2 separate regions of the Mus musculus genome follow, and region 2 is linked to region 1. A link is a contact called in ENCODE Hi-C data. All regions are on one chromosome and are shown on one strand. The core of a region is the stretch at or near the end of the contact, and the rest is flanking DNA. Distances in the headings are between cores, read along the strand shown.

What was found. Hi-C counts contacts between places; a loop is a spot of excess contacts on that map.
Region 2: a loop to region 1 is called in a map of T-helper 2 cell, with 334 times the contacts of the local background. The contact joins the promoter of Sh3d21 here to the promoter of Atp6v1g1 in region 1. A Hi-C loop is called at or near these places in 5 of 37 maps with a recorded cell type or tissue (T-helper 1 cell, T-helper 17 cell, T-helper 2 cell and 1 more).

Annotation. Positions count from the first base shown.
Region 1 is chr4:63,542,810-63,547,259 of GRCm38, reverse strand. It overlaps Atp6v1g1 (ATPase, H+ transporting, lysosomal V1 subunit G1), which reads right to left and starts at 2,495. Exons shown (of 3, transcript NM_024173.2): 1 at 2,261-2,495. The coding sequence starts at 2,342. Gm38592 (a long non-coding RNA gene) reads right to left here and starts at 1,967. Exons shown (of 2, transcript XR_881351.1): 1 at 1,322-1,967; 2 at 1-1,243.
Region 2 is chr4:126,160,866-126,165,315 of GRCm38, reverse strand. Sh3d21 (SH3 domain containing 21) reads left to right here and starts at 1,975. Exons shown (of 16, transcript NM_001162533.1): 1 at 1,975-2,091; 2 at 2,193-2,350; 3 at 2,451-2,514; 4 at 2,745-2,863; 5 at 3,050-3,140; 6 at 3,293-3,348; 7 at 3,536-3,581; 8 at 3,693-3,793; 9 at 3,895-3,981. The coding sequence starts at 2,088. It overlaps Thrap3 (thyroid hormone receptor associated protein 3), which reads left to right. Exons shown (of 12, transcript NM_001356455.1): 12 at 1-1,234.

The sequences.
Region 1 (4,450 bases), core at 1,246-3,745:
CTAACAAGACCACCAATGCCTTTTGGCAAACATCCTCACTCTACCACTCAATCACACGTCCAGTCCCCAGCCTTAATTTTTTTTTTTGGGGGGGGGGGGGTTAACACAGCCTGTGCTGGTTCGAAGTCTGGGATTCTGCTGTGTGGGATCAGTTTCCCTTAGAGTCATGTATAATTGCTCCCAGCCCCAATTTTTTTTTAATCATGTTTCTCAGACCTTACAAATGGTCTAACCTAACAAAGTAATGATTTCATGAGAAACTCAGGCTTGATTATTTTACAACATACCCTGACCCTTCCCAGTCTCTGTGTGTATGTGTTTTCTCCTGGTTTCCAGAGACAGGATTTTTCTGGCTGTCCTGGAACTTGCCCTCGAACTCAGTGATCCACAAGCCTCTGAACGCTGAGATTACAACTTTTCCTTCCCAACCCTTAACTGAGCAAGTCAAGTGTGACCACAAATCAAGGATGACAGTTCTCATATTTCAGCTCTTTTCAATGCCTCTCTTCCCAACCCCTGAAAATATTAAAATGTGAGCTGGCTGTAAGCTAACCCCTCTAAAACAAACTGCTTCAGCTATCTGATACATACAAGCTTGCAGCCAAGTAAGGTTTAAAATCTCCCGGGAACACGGTCATTCCCACCACAGTCCAAGTATTTGCTCTTGCATCTCCTCCAAACAGCCTCACATAATTCCCAACACATACACCTGCTACTGCGGCTGAGTCATCACAGGACAAACTGACAAGACAGTCTGGAAATTCTGGATCGAGAGCATGACAACACAGGCCTTTCTAGCCACCTGAGAAGAAAAGGGCTTCTCTCCACCCCCAGCATTCTACAGAAAACATCTCCTGGAAATAAAGAATCGCCTAACTCCCACCAGGGCCACACTTCAATCTACTTGGGGGGTGAGCATGGTGGCACATGCCTTTCAGGCCAGCACTGGGAAGCAGAGGCAGGCAGATCTCTGAGAGGTCTCAGCCCGTCAGCAGTATGTAACATAAGTGTACTGCAAGTTTTATACTAAGGAAAATCCCTTGCATGAGAAAGGCCTCTCAAGCCAGAGTCTGGCCAAATCACCTTCTGGGTCTCATTTTTCCCTCCTGCAAAAAAACAGGAGCAAACGCAGTGTCTTCTTACCTTGGAAAACTAGATTCATAAAGGTCCTGAGACACAGTTTCCAGTTTCCAAAAGCTTATTCTAGCGGCAAGGCCATGGAAACCAACAGCTTACTATAACACTACGTCAAAAACAAGCATTAGTGAGGGAAAGAGCCTGAATGAGGAACCGCTGCCAAATTCTGAGATCCAAAACTAACCATCAGGGCAAACGAAGTGCAAAAGCCTGGAGGGCCAGAAATGAGGATGCCTTTAGGATTCAAGCGACGCAGTACTGCGGGAAGAGAATTTCTCACAGGGACATGCTTAGGAGAGAATACAAAAGCCTGACTGATGAAAACACTTCCTCTAATCCATTATGAAATACCAGCTCCATTCTGCGGGGACAAGGAGTGCTGAGTGGAAGGCCAGGTGTGACGAGAAAGTTATGTTCGAATTTTAAGCAGGTGTCTGAAGTGGGGGGGGGGGGAATTTGTTGCAGAATATTACAGGCTTCTTCCACTCCTTGGTCCCAGTTACACACGTGGTAAACTGACTTTTCTGGCCACTTTGTCCCTCTCAATATTGGCCTTTCACTGCTACACACATCCTAACTGGTATGTGCGCCTCCGCTGGAACAAGAAATACCCTGTGATGAATATGAACTCGGCACTTCTCTAATACATTCTCAGGGGAACAAAGAAAGGAATGACTGGCCGAGTTAGGTAGCCACATGAACTCAGGGAGTTCAACTATGGTGCTGAAAAAAGAAAAAAAAAAACAAAAAAAAAAAACGATGGACGGAGATCAGGTTAGAGAGGCTGGGCGAACCGTTTAAAGTGACGAACGTGAGGGAGAGGTGGCCAGAATGACCTAGGTTCGCAGACTCGACGGCCGTGGAGGTGGCTCCCGTAGGTGGGCCGCGGCCGGAAGCAAGGGATCGGGATCGGGTGGGAGCAGTTTCTGTGGGGTGGCCCACTTCACGCCCTCCACCCCGAGAAGTGGACGAACCCACTACTGTCTCCACAGGCACCTGAGGTCCAGCCTCGAGGCTTCCAGACACCGCCGGGACAGCTTCTGGCCCCGACACTGTCCCCCGGCCTCCGCCCGCGGCCTAGTCGCCGTCCCAGCCTAGCATCCCGCCCCGTCCCGGAGCTCACGCTTGCGGGCCTCGGACACCTTCTCGGCGGCCCGCTTCTCGGCCTGCAGTAGCTGCTGGATGCCCTGCGACTGACTCGCCATTGCTGAGGGGACTTTGGGCTGAGAGAACGGCCTAAGTCAACTGCTCAAACACCCTCCGAAGCCCCTCGGATCACCTGATCCACCACCCAGACTCTGCGCCTGCGCAGCGCGCAGGAGCCCCGCCCCACCGTCAAAAGAACCGCCCGGTGTCTCAGCTGACTGACTGCCTTTGAGTCCGGTGACTCCCAGGAGATGGGGCGGGGCGGGGCGGGGCGGGGCGGGTGAGACGGGGCGGCGGGGTGGGGCGGGGTGAGACGGGACGGGGCGGGGCGGGACAAGGAGGGACGTGCCAAGCTGTTCCACTACGCCTGCGCATTGAGAGATGGCTACTCCTGCTCTTTTGCAACTGTCAAAGGCTGGTTTTTTATAGCTGGTATTATCCCTGTGGCAGTCCTGTCACGTGGTTATTTCTCTCTTCCCGAAATTAATAGTGTGCCCACGTTGAAGTTCAGAAGCAAGGATCCAAACCTGATTATTTACCCCCTCTCTTCACCCAGCTAGACTTCCTACCTTTCTGGAAATTTCTTTGGAACTTACACCCTATCAGGAAGCAATGCTGCCCTAGTGGTACAGGCTGCAAACCCAGCACACCCGTGTCAGGATGCTGAAGCAAGAGGATTGATTGAGTTCATGACCTGGCTAGTGAGACCGTGTTTGGCGGGGGAGGGGAGTGGGAACCAAAGCAGGTAGTGAGGCATAGCACATGCCTTTAATCCCAGCACTAGGTATGCAGAGGCAACTGAGTCTCTCATTCGAGGCAGGCCTGGTCTACAGAGTGAGTTCCAGGACAGCAAGAGCTACCCAGAGAAACCGTGTCTCGAAAAACCAAAAAGAAAACATCTATCATGGAGAAGTTTAGGAAGTTCTGGCCAGTTCTGGAGAGACGTCTGAAGTCCTAGGTTCAGACACTAGCAAATACTCAGACACACTCACACAAGGACTCAGCATCAAGTCAACTACTAACCCCTGTGACTTGTGGGCCAGTTGCCATCCTTTTTCATGGTGCTAGGGCTGGAACCTAGTTCCCTCAAGCATTGTAGGCGAGTCCCTTCCACCCTCTGAGCTGTATCCCTGGACCTGCCATCCCTTTCTGACCCAAGCTTAGGAATAAATAGTGCTGTTTTCCATAAGTGTTGCTGCAAGCACAGTGGGCGTGCACACCTCCTTTGATCCTGAAAACAGATTAAGGAGACAGAGTTGTAATAGCTCAGGGTATAGATATTTACCTCACGTGGAGGAAGGAGAAAAACAATTCCTGCAAGCTGTCTCCTGACCTCCACAAACACAGTGACATATGCAGTACCACCACCCACCCACATGGTTTTGAAAATTTAAGACATTAATTTAAACAAATAATTGTAGCATAATAAATGTGCCAAGTGTTTTTTTTTATTACGTATTTTCCTCAATTACATTTCCAATGCTATCCCAAAAGTCCCCCATACCCTCCCCCCCACTTCCCTACCCACCCATTCCCATTTTTTTGGCCCTGGCGTTCCCCTGTACTGGGGCATATAAAGTTTGTGTGTCCAGTGGGCCTCTCTTTCCAGTGATGGCCGACTAGGCCATCTTTTGATACATATGAAGCTAGAGTCAAGAGCTCCGGGGTACTGGTTAGTTCATAATGTTGTTGCACCTACAGGGTGTGCCAAGTGTTTTAAGACATGCTTGTTAATGAAGATAAACCATGTGACCAGTCATGAGGAGAGAATGGATCTGAAGGCTCTCCCAAGGGAGAGATCTAAAGTGAGATGCTAGGGCTGTGTCAGCAGCACAGGGCTGTTATAACCCTCAGAGCTCCTGTTCCAAAGAGAATACAAGACAGCCCAATATTCTGAGCCCAATATGATTATGGCCCAGGAAGGACATATTCAGATTCCCATGAACAGCACGTTCTGCCACCGAGGAAGAGGATAGTTACACTTATGGTCAGAGACCAAAACAAGGTTGTAAATACTTTTACCTAATGCAAACACTCAGTGTATTTACCTAATACTTGGGTGTGTACAACAGGTAGATTATGGCAGTATTGGAAAACCTTATCAATGGGTTCAGCATGCTGCTTTCTACTAGCCTTAGCATTAGGGTTGGAGGAAGCCAGTGACCTG
Region 2 (4,450 bases), core at 726-3,225, about 63 Mb before region 1:
AGATCCTGAAAACGCCACCCCACAACCCACTTGCCACACAGAATCCATCCCACGACAGCAGAGTGTCCCTGGTGCCATCCGTCTCACTGGACAGAGGACAGGACGTTGCCACCGAGCCTAGATGAGACCACACACTGGGCTCCTGCTGCTGCTGGTGGTGTGGGGGGTGGGCAGGGTAGGGAGAAGGATGCTGATGCTTGGACTTTGTTTTGGTTTTGTTGTCCCACCCCCACTCCCACCCCAATTAGAAACCAAGTTTTCTTCATTGCATTTCATTTGGAACTAAATGGGAATTTGGTTTTCAGTCTCTTCCTGTCCTGAGTTTTATTAAGAAATCCTTTTTTCTTTTTCTTCTTTTTAGGGGATATATAGTAATATTAGTGTAAAGATTTTAATTTGGGCAACTTTGACTCTTAAGAGAAAACAAAGCATGTGAATAAAAATTGAAGTGTTCACCTCAGTTTGGGACCAAACTGCTTGGATCTTGTACAAACCGGTTTTGTATGTTGAGGAGGAGTTTAAGGCCTTTCTGACCACCTCGTGTTCCCCTTTCTACACAGCCATGTATCCCGTGGAGTTGCTCCCAGCCTCCCCATGCACCCTGCTCTGTCTCATTTCTCCTGGGCTGGGCTTCCCATTCTCCACCAGCAGCTCCAGTGTCCCAACCTTTGTAGTCCTGCTGGTCTTCAGCAAGAGGAGTGGAAACTGGAGGGCAGTTTCTGGACGGTTTTCTAAGAAACTTCTGAATTCTATTATCTTTACAAATACAAGATGAGAAAATAATTTTTTCAATATTTTTTATTAATCTTTTTATAAAATGAAAAGAAACGCCTATGATTAAGGATGGTGGTTATGGCTGGGTGGTCTGTGGGGTTGTGTGTTTTTGGGTTTTTCCTTTTTTTTTTCTCTTTAACCTTACGTTTTGGGTTGAAACATTTTCAGATGTTGGGGGGCATCCTCATTAAAGGGTCCTTGTGCTTGCCTTCCGGGGCAGCGGTCCCCAGCAGGTGAACCGCTGCCTGCGCGCATCTGTTGGACGCCGACTGCACCCTCCTCCCTCCCCAGCCTTCGCTCTTGGGTTGTTGTGCATACTTCCCTTTACTTTGCTAATTTCAATAGTTATGTTGGTTTTACTTGAATGATTCATGTTTAGGGGAGAACAAAAAAACACCCTTAAATTTTTGTTTCAACTCCTCCTGCAAATAAAAACAATAAATGAAGTGGCAGATGTAAACGGACTGTGTTTGTTGCTTGTGTGAGTGACCCTGGGTTAATAGGTCCCATAGAATATACCATAGTTTTCGTCTCTGGGAAGAAGGACTTCTTGTTCTCAGTGGAGGCTGTGCATTCTGTGTTTTTGACTCCTCCAAGAACCAAACCTAGCTACCATGCCAGAAGTCAGGACTTTGGCTTCCTTGGTGCTGGGGCAGGGGTCAAGGCTGCAGTGAGCTGGCTCGGCCTTTATATGTTAACCCACAAGGAAGAGGTGAGCCTAGCCCAACTGGTAAACTGGGTGGACCCTAACCTTCAGACTCTTGCCAGCCCTTATTAAAAGTTGATTCTTGCTGCCTTTCCCCAAGGAGAATCTGCAGTAGTTATCAGAAATCCAACTAGGCCCCCAAGTGAGTCGAAGCTTCAGGGGGGGTTGAAGTTTGGAATATACCCGCCATAGCTTTTCAGAGACAGGAGCTAGTATCTCTATCTGGGGCCACTTTCCCAGGAATGGCCCCACCCTGGTATGTACCTCTTCCACCTTCCCCTGCAGCTAAGAACTTGCAAGCCAGAAGAGGGTGGGCCAGGAAATGTTATAAAAGACATAGAGTCTGGCCTAGGTTGGGAGACTTGGCTAAAGTAGAGCTCTTGGGGAAGCTGTTACCCCAGCCCTGGGCTGAGACCCTGGACTCCTCCTTCAAGAATTGGGGCCCAACCTGCTGAGCCAGGCCGCCCACTCCTACTACCTGGATCCTGACCTATGACTCGAGTCTCCGCCTCATCCACATCCAGTCTACCGCCTGGCGGCTTCGCCCGCCCTCCGAGCACCCAATGCCCAGCCTGACGGTCAGGCTGCGCAGGGAGCCCCAGAAGTCATGGGTATGTGTGTGGGGGTTCGGGGTGGGTTCTTCTAAACACTTTCCGAAGGGCAAAGTCCACGGACGTCCCCACAGCCTTTCTTAGCTCGCTTCCGCCCGTAGAGGTCCTGGTCCTGGCCAGATACCGAGCGCAGACGGAGGACGAGCTGAGTCTGGCTCCGGGGGACGTGATCCGGCAGGTGTGCGCGGGGCCCGCTCGGGGCTGGCTGCTTGGGGAGTTGCGGGGCCGCCGCGGTCGCTTCCCCAAGCGCCTGGTGCAGGTGAGGCCTGGTACGGGTATGGCTGCGCGGGGGAGCAGGAGCGGCCCTGGCCTCAGCCTCGGGCCTTGTGCCTAGTGCCGCCCCTATGTGATTTTCCCAGGAGATTCCGGAGGCCCTGCGGGGCGTCACCGAGTCCAGACCGCGCTTTCCGCGCCGTAGTCGCCGTGAGTCGGGCGCTGGGCCGGCGGGTGGGGCCTCACTGCCCGCGTGGAACATGACGGCTGTGGGTGGGGCACCCGCGGCTATTTTGCAGCCCCCTGATTGGCTTGAAGTACAATGCTCCGCTCGAGGGCGGGGCCTGAAGCTACTAAAGGGAGTTCTGGGGTCCAACTCTTCCCCAGTGCTGCAGACGGGGCTCCCTGCTCAGAGCTGCTTCCCTGCTTGTCTGGCCTAGGTCACCCCATCAACTCTCGGGACCCCCAAAGATGGTGCAGAGTGAACTTCAACTACAGCCCAGAGCAGGCAGACGAGCTGACGCTTCAAACTGGGGAGATTTTGGAAGTGATAAAGGAGGTGAGGGGTCCTGGGGGCACTTGGGGAGATGCTGCAGCTATTCACACAGAAGAAAGTGAAGTAAGGGTGGGGGCGATGGGAAGGGAGGCAGCTGGGGAGGATGTAGTCCTTGGGTAGAACCAAGGATGGACACCTCAGTTACTCTTGGACAGAACCAGATGCTCCCGCATCCTTCCCCTTCCCCAGATTGAGGACGGCTGGTGGCTGGGAGAGAAGAACGGGCAGTTGGGAGCCTTCCCATCCAACTTTGTGGAATTGCTGGACAGTGGGCCCCCAAGTGAGACCGTGACCCTGTGATCCCCTGGGACCAGACTCAGCAATCTTCAGCGATCTTCCCAGTGACCCTCCTGACCTCGTGACCCCTTTGGCCCCCTCCCTTGACCTAGCTAAATTAGCACCTCCCTAACACCATCGATTCTTCTTCTGCAGGCCTTGGAAATACAGACATACCGCCAATTACCCCAAATTCACAGAGGCCTCCTAAGGTAAATTGGGTCATGGTGGGCACAGCCAGCGAATTCTTTCCCCCCTGCCCCCAGAGCTGAGGATTGAACCCAGGGCCTTGGGCTTGCTAGGCAAGCGCTCTACCACTGAGCTAAATCTCCAACTCCCAGCGAATTCTTAAAATGGCTTGACACTTGTCTCATTCCCCCCTTTCTCTGCCCCCAATAGTTGAGCAACTTGACATATGACAGCCCTCCAGACTACCTGCGGACAGGTGAGCCCTCCCTCGGTACCAGATCTATGTGGGAGGTGAACTGGCTAGGTTGTTGGAGGGAGTCACTGGCTGCGGAGGGAAGGGCTACACACTAGAGTGACCTTCTTTTAGTCTCCTGCCCTGAGACCTGCAGGGTCCTATTTGACTACCAACCCGAGGCCCCAGATGAGCTGGCACTGCAGAAGGGGGACCTGGTGAAAGTTCTGAGAAAGGTATGAGAGGATTAGGAGTTACAGAAGAGTAAGGAGTGGGGCCCAGGCAAGAAGAACTTGAGCGATGCTCACCTCCCCCCACTGGCTTGTTTCCTAACCAGACAACTGAGGATAAGGGCTGGTGGGAAGGAGAATGCCAAGGCAGAAGAGGAGTTTTTCCTGACAACTTTGTCATCCCACCGCCCCCAGTGAGTATGGAGTCAGGTATGGGGAGGAGAAAGGAAAGGCAATTTAAAAAAAAAAAAAACCGGGAAACCGAGTATGGTGGTACATGCCTTTAGACCCAGCATTTGGGACACAGAGACCAGTGGATCCCTGAGTGTGAGGCCAGCCTGGTCTATAGAGCATGGATCCCTGAGTGTGAGGCCAGCCTGGTCTATAGAGCACGTTCAGGAGAACCAGAGTTACACAGCGAAGCCCTGTCTCAGAAGAGTAGGAAAAAGAAAAATCGGGGATCATGGATTTGCTAGGACACAAAATACTCTCAAAACATCTAGGGATAAGCGGAGGACATACGGCTCTGGGTTACAATGCTTCTTCAGACAGGGCCCTAGAGCCCATAAAAATGGCAAATGGGTGTGACAGCTCCTCTGTGTCTCAGGGCAAAACAGACCATAGCGGTGAGCTGTGTTTGATTGGGAGATTGATAGAAAGTGG